4 separate regions of the Homo sapiens genome follow, and regions 1, 2 and 3 are each linked to region 4. The links are chromatin contacts, found by Hi-C or POLR2A ChIA-PET in ENCODE. All regions are on one chromosome and are shown on one strand. Each heading gives the region's core, a stretch centred on a gene start or an enhancer-like site at or near the end of the contact. The rest is flanking DNA. Distances are from core to core; before and after follow the strand shown.

Evidence for each region. Hi-C counts contacts between places; a loop is a spot of excess contacts on that map. ChIA-PET counts read pairs that join two places held with the same protein, here RNA polymerase II (POLR2A). Pooled maps may share reads with other maps.
Region 1: a map of heart left ventricle shows a loop between it and region 4 (14-fold over the local background). The contact joins the promoter of LAMTOR3 here to the promoter of UBE2D3 in region 4. A Hi-C loop is called at or near these places in 3 of 168 maps with a recorded cell type or tissue (heart left ventricle, naive thymus-derived CD4-positive, alpha-beta T cell and sigmoid colon) and 11 of 50 pooled maps. POLR2A ChIA-PET finds 5 or more read pairs at or near these places in 2 of 52 experiments (CD4-positive, alpha-beta T cell and activated B cell).
Region 2: a loop to region 4 is called in a pooled map, with 8 times the contacts of the local background. The contact joins the enhancer-like site here to the promoter of UBE2D3 in region 4. A Hi-C loop is called at or near these places in 5 of 37 single-sample maps with no recorded cell type and 11 of 50 pooled maps.
Region 3: a loop to region 4 is called in a map of CD8-positive, alpha-beta T cell, with 15 times the contacts of the local background. The contact joins the promoter of TET2 here to the promoter of UBE2D3 in region 4. A Hi-C loop is called at or near these places in 3 of 168 maps with a recorded cell type or tissue (CD8-positive, alpha-beta T cell and naive thymus-derived CD4-positive, alpha-beta T cell), 2 of 37 single-sample maps with no recorded cell type and 13 of 50 pooled maps.

What each region holds. Positions count from the first base shown.
Region 1 is chr4:99,892,987-99,895,826 of GRCh38, forward strand. LAMTOR3 (late endosomal/lysosomal adaptor, MAPK and MTOR activator 3) reads right to left here and starts at 1,441. Exons shown (of 7, transcript NM_021970.4): 1 at 1,349-1,441; 2 at 969-1,014. The coding sequence starts at 977. RefSeq lists a silencer at 1,540-1,629.
Region 2 is chr4:99,846,207-99,849,036 of GRCh38, forward strand. All of the region lies in intron 3 of DAPP1 (dual adaptor of phosphotyrosine and 3-phosphoinositides 1), which reads left to right. Among named protein-coding and RNA genes, the nearest start is that of DAPP1, 31 kb to the left of the region's middle. Within about 2 kb of position 1,330, at least 6 of the 41 ENCODE cell types and tissues checked have a DNase peak (open chromatin) inside an H3K27ac peak, as active enhancers do.
Region 3 is chr4:105,145,455-105,148,154 of GRCh38, forward strand. It overlaps TET2 (tet methylcytosine dioxygenase 2), which reads left to right and starts at 1,422. Exons shown (of 11, transcript NM_001127208.3): 1 at 1,422-1,525. LOC124900868 reads right to left here. Exons shown (of 3, transcript XM_047416559.1): 2 at 41-1,507. The coding sequence ends at 819. RefSeq lists silencers at 684-1,363, 2,327-2,396 and enhancers at 1,434-1,603, 1,947-1,996.
Region 4 is chr4:102,826,232-102,829,181 of GRCh38, forward strand. UBE2D3 (ubiquitin conjugating enzyme E2 D3) reads right to left here and starts at 1,320. Exons shown (of 8, transcript NM_181891.3): 1 at 1,196-1,320; 2 at 254-405. The coding sequence starts at 277. It overlaps UBE2D3-AS1 (UBE2D3 antisense RNA 1), which reads left to right and starts at 1,824. Exons shown (of 2, transcript NR_131186.1): 1 at 1,824-1,954. RefSeq lists enhancers at 1-166, 749-1,310, 1,250-1,639, 1,311-1,872 and silencers at 1,000-1,049, 1,070-1,199.

The DNA of each region.
Region 1 (2,840 bases), core at 191-2,690, 2.9 Mb before region 4:
ACAGAATATAAAATAAATGACAATGTGTGTCAAGTGTTTAACACGAAACACAGTTAAGACTAAAGAAGTAGAAGACTATTTTATTTTTCTAAGCTGGGGCTCACTGCAACTTCCAACTTCTGGGCTCAAGCAATCGTCTCGCCTCACTTCCAGCATAGCTGTGACTACAGAGGTATCAATGCGCCTGGCTGATTTTTAAATTTCTTTTTGTAGAACGGGGTCTTGCTATGTTGCCCAGGCTGATCTTGAACTCCCGGCCTCAAGTGATCCTTCCATCTCGGCCTCCCAAAGTGCTGAGATTACAGACTAAGCAACCGCATTGGCCAGAAGACTATCTTATTTTGTCTCATTACACTCTCTTATCCCAGGAATTTCACTGACAATTTAGGTATCAATTTTGACCTCACATGGATTAATCAGGTATCTCTTGTTTTGAGCATCCAGCACTTACTATTCTCCAAACCCGACTGATCATTTTATCCTCCTACACACACACACACACACGTTACCATGTTTCTAAAGAGGCATGGGTTAGAAATCATCGTAAATTGCTACAATAAACCAAATGAGATATTGTTATCACTTACTGGAAAAAAGTATTGTGGGTACATGTCCTACTGACCAAATTCTGACAGGAAAAGCAGCAAACCATCATTCAGAATTTCAAATGGTAAATATACAGAGCCTCTCTTATGCCCCAGCTGGACTGGGGAGTAGGGAGAACCTAATTTTCTCAGTCTCAAGCACCTTAGTGTCCTACACCCCCATTCGAGGCAGAAACTCAGGATCCTGCAAATTCATTCATATTAGTCTCCCACTTCAGATATCAGAGAAAATAATTAACTGGGATGGGTGGGGCTGGGAGGATCAAAACAAATTTCTGTTTGGGAAGTTCTACCTCTCCCCGCTCAGTATGCCCCTCAAAATTCCCCACTCTCCCCTTCCTCTTATGTAGGGGTGTCACTCACATCCGCCATGATGAACCCCCTTCTCTCGCAGGATCAATCTCCACGCCTGGAAGAGAAACTCCCGGTGACTCTTCCCTCTTTGGCTTCCTCGTCCTCCCCACCCACAACTTAATACGCGAGATCAGCCCTGGTCAGAACCAGGTAAAACCCCCGCGGTTCTAGGGCTTGGCCCAGCGAGCCCAGTGGGAGTCGGAGTGCCCCAGCACCCCCACAGGTACTCAGCTGGCACACCTTACCTCAGCCCACCCCATCCCTGCCCCTCCACCCCAAAGAGCTAGGCCCAAAGAAAAGAAGAGAGGGTCCTCTCCTTCTGTTTAATCTCACCACCCGCGCCACCTGCGGGACTAGGCCTCAAAACCAGGCAAAGTAGCGCCAGTTACCTGGGGTTTCTGGGCTGCCTGGTTCTCTCCGCTGTCACTTCAGGGACAGCTTTAAAGACAGGTTCCTCCTCAAGCCACCGTCACATGATTCATGACCTCGTCTGCGCTCCAGGAAGCACTTTCTAAGCCGCCGTCGCCCTACGATACGGGATTTCCGGAGGGGCCCGGCGGAAGCTGCGAGGGCGCGTCCGGCGGCCGCGCCCCTCCCCTCCCCCCCGCCCCGCACGCGCCCCGCCCCTCCCCCGCCCACCGCGGGCCGCGTCTTGCGCCTGCGCCTTGTGTCACGGGCCGAAGGAAGTCAGCTGTGGGGTAGATTTGTACGAGATCGCTGGACCCTAAGGAACCCAGAAAATGCAAGCAAGGTTATGTGTTACAAGACATTCTTGTGCAGAGAGGGTGTATAAATGTCATTAGTTTTGCAGGGTCTGTTATCTTAAAACCTTTTCTTGTAGATGAAGAAATTTGAGGGGATGGTGTGATGAGCTGAAGAGCAAGCACCAGATTGCCTGTGATTGGAAGTACCAGGTCCACAGGTTTCTGACCTGTTTCCTAGGCTCTTGTGACTTCCCCATGGGTGCTCTTTACTGAAGGCCTTACCTAGATTGAATGGGGAGGAGCCATGGGTTTTCTGGAGCACTTCAAGCGTCTACTTTTAACATGCAGACACTGATTACGGGCACCTTCTATGTTCCCTTTTACATCAGAATTTTTAAAAATTAGTAAGGTCTCATGTAATAAATAATAATTGAAAAAAATAAAAGGCTTTCCGGGTGCGGTGGCTGACGCCTGTAGTCGCAGCACTTTGGGAGTCCGAGGCGGGACGATCCTTTGAGCCCAGGAGTTCCACAGCAGCCTGGCAAGATAGGACCCCATCTCTACAAATAATAATAATAATTAAGAATTATCCGAACGTGGCGTGCACCAGGTACTCGGGAGGCTGAGGCAGGAGGATCCCTTGAGCCCAGGGTTTGAGGCTGCATCGAGTGGTGATCGCCCCACTGAACTCCAGCTTGTGTGACAGAGCGAGACCCTCAAAAGAAAAGCTTCTTTAGAAATCGCATCCTCTTTCAGCTACCACACTGTTTTTCCTCTACTCCCTTTCATAGCCAAATTTTCAGAAAACTTTAGCCTGGTTTTCAATTGCTGCTTCCATATGTCACAAATCTAATCAGAGTTCTGTTGATTCTACCTCCTATCTTTGAAAACTATTCACCTATCTATATTCCTACCCTACTCCAAGCCATGATCATCTCTCTTTTGACAACAACCTCCTATTCTTCTTACATTCTCTTTTGCCCTCCAGTCTCCACACAGCAACAAAAATGATGTTCTAAAGACCCAAATCACATCATTTAACTCCTTCCTTGAAAATCAAGTTTATTGACTTAGGATAAAGTTCAATATCAGCATCATGGTTTATATATCATTCTTATGGGGATCTGGCCCCTATCTTAATTCTCTCACCTACCCTGGATTCCTTATGCTATGATCA
Region 2 (2,830 bases), core at 80-2,579, 3.0 Mb before region 4:
CATGTCAACTCTTGCCCACAATACAGCACAGTATTTCACATGCCCTAGAAGTTTCCATGGTGACTAGATTGAGGCTGAGAATAATTATGGTATAATGAGTAAACACACAAATTCTAAGTTTCAACTCCAGCCTCTGCCATTTGCCGGCTCTGTGTGTCTCCTCAGGTAAGTTAAATAATCTCTCTGAGCTTCAGTTTCATCATCTTATGAAACTGATTAGATGGTAGTAGCTCATACTTTAATGACTTATTGTGAAGATTGAATGAAATTAGGCACATAGGACATTTGGAATGATTCTTAGCATAGTATAAGTATTCAATAATTATTATTCATATTTAATAAAATGCTTTTATGGTTATTAATTCCATCAGATTCTATGCAAAAGCTGTACGTTCTTTGATAAATAATAAAGAATTAGTTTAGGGACAATTGAATTTGCATTTATCAAATGTTTGTGATGTCCTCTTCAAACTTTAATCTAGTTCCATAGTGGACTCATATAAGTGGTAGAATCAAGTGAGCACTCCAAAAATAGTGACTTGACTTGGATATTTGAACAGAATTTTCTCCTACACTGACTAACTGGTATGTCTCTCCTAGTTCAGTGCACTTCACCCTATGAGACTGGAAATTAAATATTAAAACCCCTTCACATGTAAATGAACAAGGCTTAAAGTCCATTTGCAGAGCAGGTGGCAAAGAAGGAAGGAAAAAGATCTTGAATAACCCTATTCTCTCCCACCAACCCCAAGAAATCTACTTCTCATTGGAAGGAGGGGAGAGAGGAACTCATTATGCCAGTTGCAGAGCTTATTTTCTGAACCTGAGGGCAGTAATGAAACACGGATGGACATGATCTGATTTTAATTTAATTCAACAAAATGTTTTGAGTGAAATGGCCCTGTGAGCCACTGATAACATAGAAAGATAAATCAGATATTATTCTTGCCTTCAAACACCTTACAGGCTAGCTGGGGTACCTGATGAATAAGCACTGACCTCACTGCATAAAATAAATACTCTAAACAAAAGTTTTTCTTTAGGAGTTTTGTGTACCCTGTGCTACACTCTATTTCAGATACCAAACCAATGCCTAAGAATTGAGACTGTTCTTACTCTCTTTCTGAGTTCCTGCTGGAATACAAGATAAAGGGTCCTTCAATGCAATTTCATATTATTGCATACAGTTATATATGTAACTCTTACACATAACTGTAAGTTACCATTCAGTCAAAGTAAATGGAAATGCCTGCCTTGGTCCAGCTCTGATCATCTCAAAAACATACCTCCGCTAAGCATGGCTGAAACCAGGTTTCATGTCAAAGGCAGGAAACAATAGTCACCTTTACGTAGTTCAGAAACTGAAGTGAAACTTATAGCCAAGTTTCCAAGGCCTGTGGTTACTGGTCTTCCTCATTCTTCTTGCTCTGCTACCCCTGCCTCCTGTTGCCTTTTTCTAAATCTCCCAGCTGAGTCCTGGAGTTCATTTGGTCTGAATCTCAGTAACCCAGGGTCCCTTTCTTCCCGAGCTGAGGCACTAACTTGGACCTTGGAGGCAAAGTATTAAGAGTCTGTGGTAGCGACAGTAGATAAGTTTGTTTGTTTGTTTGTTTGTTTGTTTGTTTTGAGACAGAGTCTCACTCTGTTGCCAGGCTGGAGTACAGTGGCGCCATCTCGGCTCACTGCAACCTCTGACTCCCTGGTTCAAGCGATTCTCCTGTCTCAGCCTCCCGAGTAGCTGGGATTACAGGCATGCGCCACCATGCCCGGCTAATTTTTGTATTTGTAGTAGAGACGGGGTTTCATCATGTTGGCCAGGATGGTCTTGATCTCCTGACCTCATGATCCGCCCCCTCGGCCTCCAAAAGTGCTGGGATTACAGGCATGAGCCACCGCGCCCGGCTGATAAGTTTCTTTTGATTGGAAATGACAGAAACCAGCTCTGGCTAGCTGGGTTTTTTTGGTCTTGTTTTTGATTTTGTTTTTAAGTGAGTAGGGTACAAGAACAGGGAACAGGAGCAGAATTTTTTTTTTTTTTTGTGATGGGGTCTCACTCTGTTGCCCAGGCTGGAGTGCAGTGGCACGATCTCGGCTCACTGCAACCTCCGCCTCCCGGGTTAAAGGGATTCTCCTGCTTCAGCCTCCCAAGTAGCTGGGACTACAGACGCATGCCACCACGCCTGGCTAATTTTTGTATTTTTTTTAGTAAAGACGGGGTTTCACCGTGTTAGCCAGGATGGTCTCCATCTCCTGACCTTGTGATCCGTATGCCTCGGCCTCCCAAAGTGCTGGGATTACAGGCATGGGCCACCGCGCCCTGCCCAGGAGCAGAATTTTTTAAAAGGATATTAACAATATACCCTCCCAGAATTTAAGGGCAAGTTGAACAACCAAGAGACAACAAGGAATCTGCTTAGTAATCATGGCAAGTCTGAGGCTTTCAGTCAATTGATGTGTCTGTCTTGATTCATCTCTGATCGTCTCAGAAGTGTACCTCCGCTCAGCCTTTCTGAAACCAGGTTTCATGTCAAAGGCAGGAAACAATAGTCTACTTCATGTAGTTCAGAAATTGAGTTGGTGGACCTTCTCTCTAGAGAAGCAATTAAGTGGATCCCCAAGAAGTGAATCCAATTAGTGTGACCAGGTCAGGTATTCGAGGGCCGGGCCAGGTCTGGAGGTATAACATGGTTATAGGGAACCTATCTCTGTATACTGGGAGGTACAATCTCTGCAGAAGGGGAAATCATTAAGCCTCACAGCCATGCCAAGAAGTCTGTATATTGGCTCTTCCTTGGGCAAGAATAGTCATCTAAGGAGAACTGTCTTTTAG
Region 3 (2,700 bases), core at 172-2,671, 2.3 Mb after region 4:
ATATTTCAAAAACGACTATCTGACGTAATATGATACTTACTATGACTCATATGGGCTTTGTTCTTCATCTCATCTTCAAATAAAAAGTTGATGATTAGAAAAAGGAGCATTAGAAGGGGGAAGTAACACTACTCGGCAATAGAGAAAAACTCCGGTCAAAGGAAGAGCATAGTTACAGAGCTCCGAATGTCAGGGAAAATCAAGCATCCGTCATTCGGAATTAGCTCTGTATCGGTCGGTTTCTTCATTACTTAATTGTACGGGGGGAAACTACTTCAAAGTAAGGGCTCTTACGAGAGGCAACTTAAGCATTTGAAAGTGCAGGTTTATTTCCTCCTAGCGAGAAGTAGGGGGTCACTAGTGAGAAACCTATTTCAATCTGTGAGACGCCCCCTTCTACTCAGCCCACGTGGCTAAAGTAAACAGAAGGTGGGCCGGGGCGGGGAGAAACAGAACTCGGTCAATTTCCCAGTTTGTCGGGTCTTTAAAAATACAGGCCCCTAAAGCACTAAGGGCATGCCCTCGGTGAAACAGGGGAGCGCTTCTGCTGAATGAGATTAAAGCGACAGAAAAGGGAAAGGAGAGCGCGGGCAACGGGATCTAAAGGGAGATAGAGACGCGGGCCTCTGAGGGTAAGGTGGGCGCAAGCGGAGGTGTGGTGCGGGGAGAGGTGCCAGTGGGTGGAGGCGGGGGCCAGAGCGAGGGCACGTGCGGGTACACTCCGGAGGAGGTGGGTGCGCGCGGGGGCGTGTGCGCGGGACCTCGAAGTGGTGGTGGAGTGCAGACCAGCAAAAAGTTTCAAAGGGAAATCTTAGATGTCACGTCTTTGTCCAGGCACCCGTGCCATCCCAACCTCCCACCTCGCCCCCAACCTTCGCGCTTGCTCTGCTTCTTCTCCCAGGGGTGGAGACCCGCCGAGGTCCCCGGGGTTCCCGAGGGCTGCACCCTTCCCCGCGCTCGCCAGCCCTGGCCCCTACTCCGCGCTGGTCCGGGCGCACCACTCCCCCCGCGCCACTGCACGGCGTGAGGGCAGCCCAGGTCTCCACTGCGCGCCCCGCTGTACGGCCCCAGGTGCCGCCGGCCTTTGTGCTGGACGCCCGGTGCGGGGGGCTAATTCCCTGGGAGCCGGGGCTGAGGGCCCCAGGGCGGCGGCGCAGGCCGGGGCGGAGCGGGAGGAGGCCGGGGCGGAGCAGGAGGAGGCCCGGGCGGAGGAGGAGAGCCGGCGGTAGCGGCAGTGGCAGCGGCGAGAGCTTGGGCGGCCGCCGCCGCCTCCTCGCGAGCGCCGCGCGCCCGGGTCCCGCTCGCATGCAAGTCACGTCCGCCCCCTCGGCGCGGCCGCCCCGAGACGCCGGCCCCGCTGAGTGATGAGAACAGACGTCAAACTGCCTTATGAATATTGATGCGGAGGCTAGGCTGCTTTCGTAGAGAAGCAGAAGGAAGCAAGATGGCTGCCCTTTAGGATTTGTTAGAAAGGAGACCCGACTGCAACTGCTGGATTGCTGCAAGGCTGAGGGACGAGAACGAGGTCAGAGCGCTTCTCTTATGCCGCGAAACTCTCCCTTTCTTCTCCCCTTCGCTTTTTCTCGGGCTTCCAGGGACTGGGGAGCAAACCCTGTAGTGTCACCCACAAATACCAAGAGGGAAGAGGGAAGCTTCACAAATTACTGGAGCCTCTTCAACATGGCTGACAAATATAGTTTTAATTCCCTCTACCCCTTTTAAACCTGTAGTTCTGTGTTCTCTTCTCTCCTCCTAATGCTCGTCCCCTCATCTCCCAGAAAACTTACCTTTGTGCCTCCGACGAGCCGGTTTCCCGGCCTTTTTTAATCCTCAGAAAAGTGATTTTTAAATTTGCTTTCCTTTCTAAAATAGTTCAGCTTTGGGGGCACTACTTTTCCCTTTAATCCTCTTCCCCTGTTTCTTTCGTGTAAGTGAAACGAGTCTCCCGTTTATCCTGAACAACCTCAGAGAGAACACTGATAGGGTGTTTTTCGACCCTTTTATCAGCTGTAGGGTCTGGGTCTGGGTTTGTGTCTGCCTCCTCCTACCTTCTTATCCCCCTTTAGGGGGCTGTACGAAGTGAATGTCACAGGGAGTGGAATTGGAGTACACTGAGTGGGTTTTTTTTTTCCTTAAGTCCGCGCGTTTTGTTAGCGGCGCTGAGTGAAAGAGGAAAGAATAGTTTCTCTGGTTCCCCAAACAAGACCAGAACTCACTTTTCTCAAGGTACATAAGTCAGCGCTGGGCTGAGCCTTCCAGCCTGGGGAATGTATGTAAGAGAATTTATGGACAAATCTGTGTCCCGGCTTTGTGCTTCTCCCGAATCAGCTTCGTTTGGTTCCTTGGTAAGTGACAGGCAGACACAAAGGCAGGCGCAGGCCCGGGGAGGGGGCGGGAGGGGGTGGGGAGCGCAGCGTTGGAGTTGCAAGACTGCAAGGTCAGGGGCGCCTAAAGAAATGAAACCCAATCCCAGCAAAGAAGTGAAGAGCAGATTTATAACAGTCCCATCCAAATTTCTCTTTGGCTTCTCTCTTTGGTCTTTCATCTCTCTGCCTTTCTCTCTGTGTCTCCTCTCTACTCTTTCTTCTCTCTCTCTCATACACATACACACACACACACACACACACACCTCACTCGCATCTTGCTGAATCTTTTCACTGGGACTGCTTGTCTAGTTTTATTAAGCTAATAGGGTTTGTA
Region 4 (2,950 bases), core at 70-2,569:
CTCCTCCACCCCTAATTTGCACCGATTCCACTGAAGCACTCAGGATAACACCTCACTTGCCACAAGTGTTCTCCGTTTCCTAGCTTTAAACTTCATTTCTTCAAGAAGTATATCTGCGTTCTCCATCCCCCCATGGAAGAAGTGATCCAAGAGGTATTTTCAGAATTATGCTTCCTTCCCACCCCCACGCTTTCCTCTTGGCCCGAGCCTTCCTTTTCTCCTACCACCCCATGCCCTTGTCCCCGCGGGTTACCTTATTAATCCGTTTCAGCGCCATAGTGTGTGCTTGTCGTCTGGCTCCTCACTCTCTCGGTGTATGCTCAAAGGTCCGGCCAAAACTCTTGATTATCCCGGCGGCGGGGCAGGATTGTCTCGTCTCACACCAGCTCTGCCAGACACAGGCGCCTTTTGCAAAAACGGAGCAGATCAGCACTCGCACAGGCCCCGAAGAGCCCCTGATGAATCCAGGTCCCTTAAGACAGCCGCGATCCGGGGTGGGTGGGGTGGCGTGGCAAAGCCACCAACAGCCTCTGTACCGTGCTTTCGGCCCGAAGTGGGGGCGAGGGTGACGGGAAGAGCGGAGGTGGTGGCTACAAGTTTAACTTCCCGGCCTCTAGAAAGGAAGAGACCCGGGTGGGAGAGGAAGAGGCGTAGGAGAAAGGGGTGGGTGCGGGGCAGGGTCCGGAGCCCAGCAGAGGAGGAGCCGGGGCCTAGTCGGCGCTATACCGGCGTCACTAGGGCAAAGAAAGGCAAGGGGGGAGGGGGAAGCATAAGACTCCGGACGGACGCCGGGCTGCTTTCGGTTTCTGTCCAAAGGTGCGGCCGGGAAAAGGAAGGAAATAAAGGAAGGGAGACTTGATGTGTATTGCTATCCTCGCAGCGAGCTATTCTGTGTCACCCCTGACGCCACCGTACACTCACTCCGCCTTCCAGCGCGCTCCCGCGCGCGCCCGCCCAGCCACCTCCACCACGCGCCCGCGCTGTCCCTGAGGCTCCGGCTTAGGCGCGAGGACGCGCCCATTCCCCCTCCTCCTCCAGCAGGAGAGGCCGCGGCTTCCCCAACCTTCCCACCCTAACCCACCGCACCCAATAGGCTGGCCGCTCAAGCCGCCCAGGTCCCGCACTGCCCCTCTTACCCGGCCGGCCACTGGGCCGGCCTCCCTTCCCTGCCCTAGCCGTCCACACCCACGCGTACAGAGGGGCCGGGGCCTCCCTCAAGCTGCGGCCTCGGCCTCCTCCCCGCGCGGCAGCTGGTGCCTCCCCGGCCCTACGGGGCTCACGCGCACGACACAGCCACAAGATGTCCGCTCTGACGGAACTACTGCCAGCTGCCACGCTCCGCCCCTCCCCCTCCTCCTGCCTCTTCACCGCCGCGGATCAGTCCGCCAACGCCGCCGTCCCGAGCACAAGACCGATGTGAGGCCGAAGCCAGACGGCTTGCTTCCCACGTCCGGGGCCGAGTGAATACGTGTCAAGCCCTTTTCCTTCTTCTCGGAACAGCACCTTCTTACTAAACAGATCGGAGATTGGACCAGGAGGGCGGGGGAGGGAGGAGGATCATGAGCTGGGGGGAGGGTGAACGAGTGGCGGAAACCCTTAGGCTCAGAGAAGCATCGAGAACCGGAAGGAGACCATGGGAGGAAGGTAAAGGAAGCAGCCGCTGCGCGATCCAGCCCCACGCCCCTCCCCACAGCGTCCCCCAGTTTCCTCACTTGGTATCGAGGAGACGACTCTCGCGAGAACTTCGTGGCTGGCTAACCGAAGCGGTAGCTCTGCAATGACTTAAGAGCAGTTTTGTGCGCTTTTCCTGACGGGGTTCCGCCTCCAAAATGCATAAGTTCTCGCGAGACGCAGTAAGGCACCGGCTCGAACTGGGGCGGGCCACTGCCAGGAAAGCAACGCCCCTGAATGCTTATGCCGGTGGTTGGTAGAGGAAATGGAATTCCCCAGACTGGTAAGAGCGCGCGCAGACACAGCCTTGTCTCACGCGCCCAATCAGGAGCGTGTGGTGGGAGGTGCCAAGGATTAATTACCAGATACCTTTAGTCTAGCTCGGGCCGGGATTTTGAGGTTTCCGGTGGAGCAGGTGAGCAGTATTTACTCGCCTGCCCTCCTGGGCTGGTTATGCTGTGGGAGGAGGCGCCCCTCGAGATGGGAATAGTAGTTTTAAATAGACCCAGGTTGGCCGCTCATCAGCGCTCCCACGTGCTGAAGTCTAGTGCACGTCTGACCCTAAGGGAGCAATACTGAGAACAGCAGGGAGCAGGCTGAGTCAAGCTCAATTGAGTGGATGGGGCTAGGACAGAGAGAGTTAGGGGCAGGGTTTTCACTGGTCTCCGTAATCAGTCGCTGCCGTCCGCCAAGGTGTAGATGTGGGAACAAGCTTAAATTCTCAAACTTTAGCTTCTGTTGCTGTGTTTCAGTTCTTGAGCCAGAAAGTGTTGAGACTAATTAGTTAATTAGGTAGAGTTTAGAGTCAGAAAAACAATACAATACTTCCTGAAATATCCAAGTTGGGAGGTGGGATTTACCTCAGTAGGATTGGCCTGTTTTAGTCAAGGGTTTAAAGTATGGAGACGGCAGTTATGCTCTCTAGTGTATCCTTCAGGCAAAAGAAAGACCTTAATTTTTATGAGGAATTTAAAAGTGGGTAAGCACTGACCAGCTTAAGGTTTTTTAACATTCCTTAATGACCCCAGTTACCGAAGTGGAGATCTTCAATTACTTGGAAAAATAAACTTGTTTTAAAAATACACTTAATTTGAAAACTGTTGCAGAAAGTTTTACCTAATAAAAACTTAACACGTCAACAATGATGAATATAAGTAGTCTAATGTATACTGTTCAAGTGACCATGTAGTGTCACTAGTGAAGCAGTGCTTCTCAAACTAGTGTCCATAGGAACCACCTGGGGTTTTGTTGAAAATGCGACTTTGATTTGGTAGGGCAG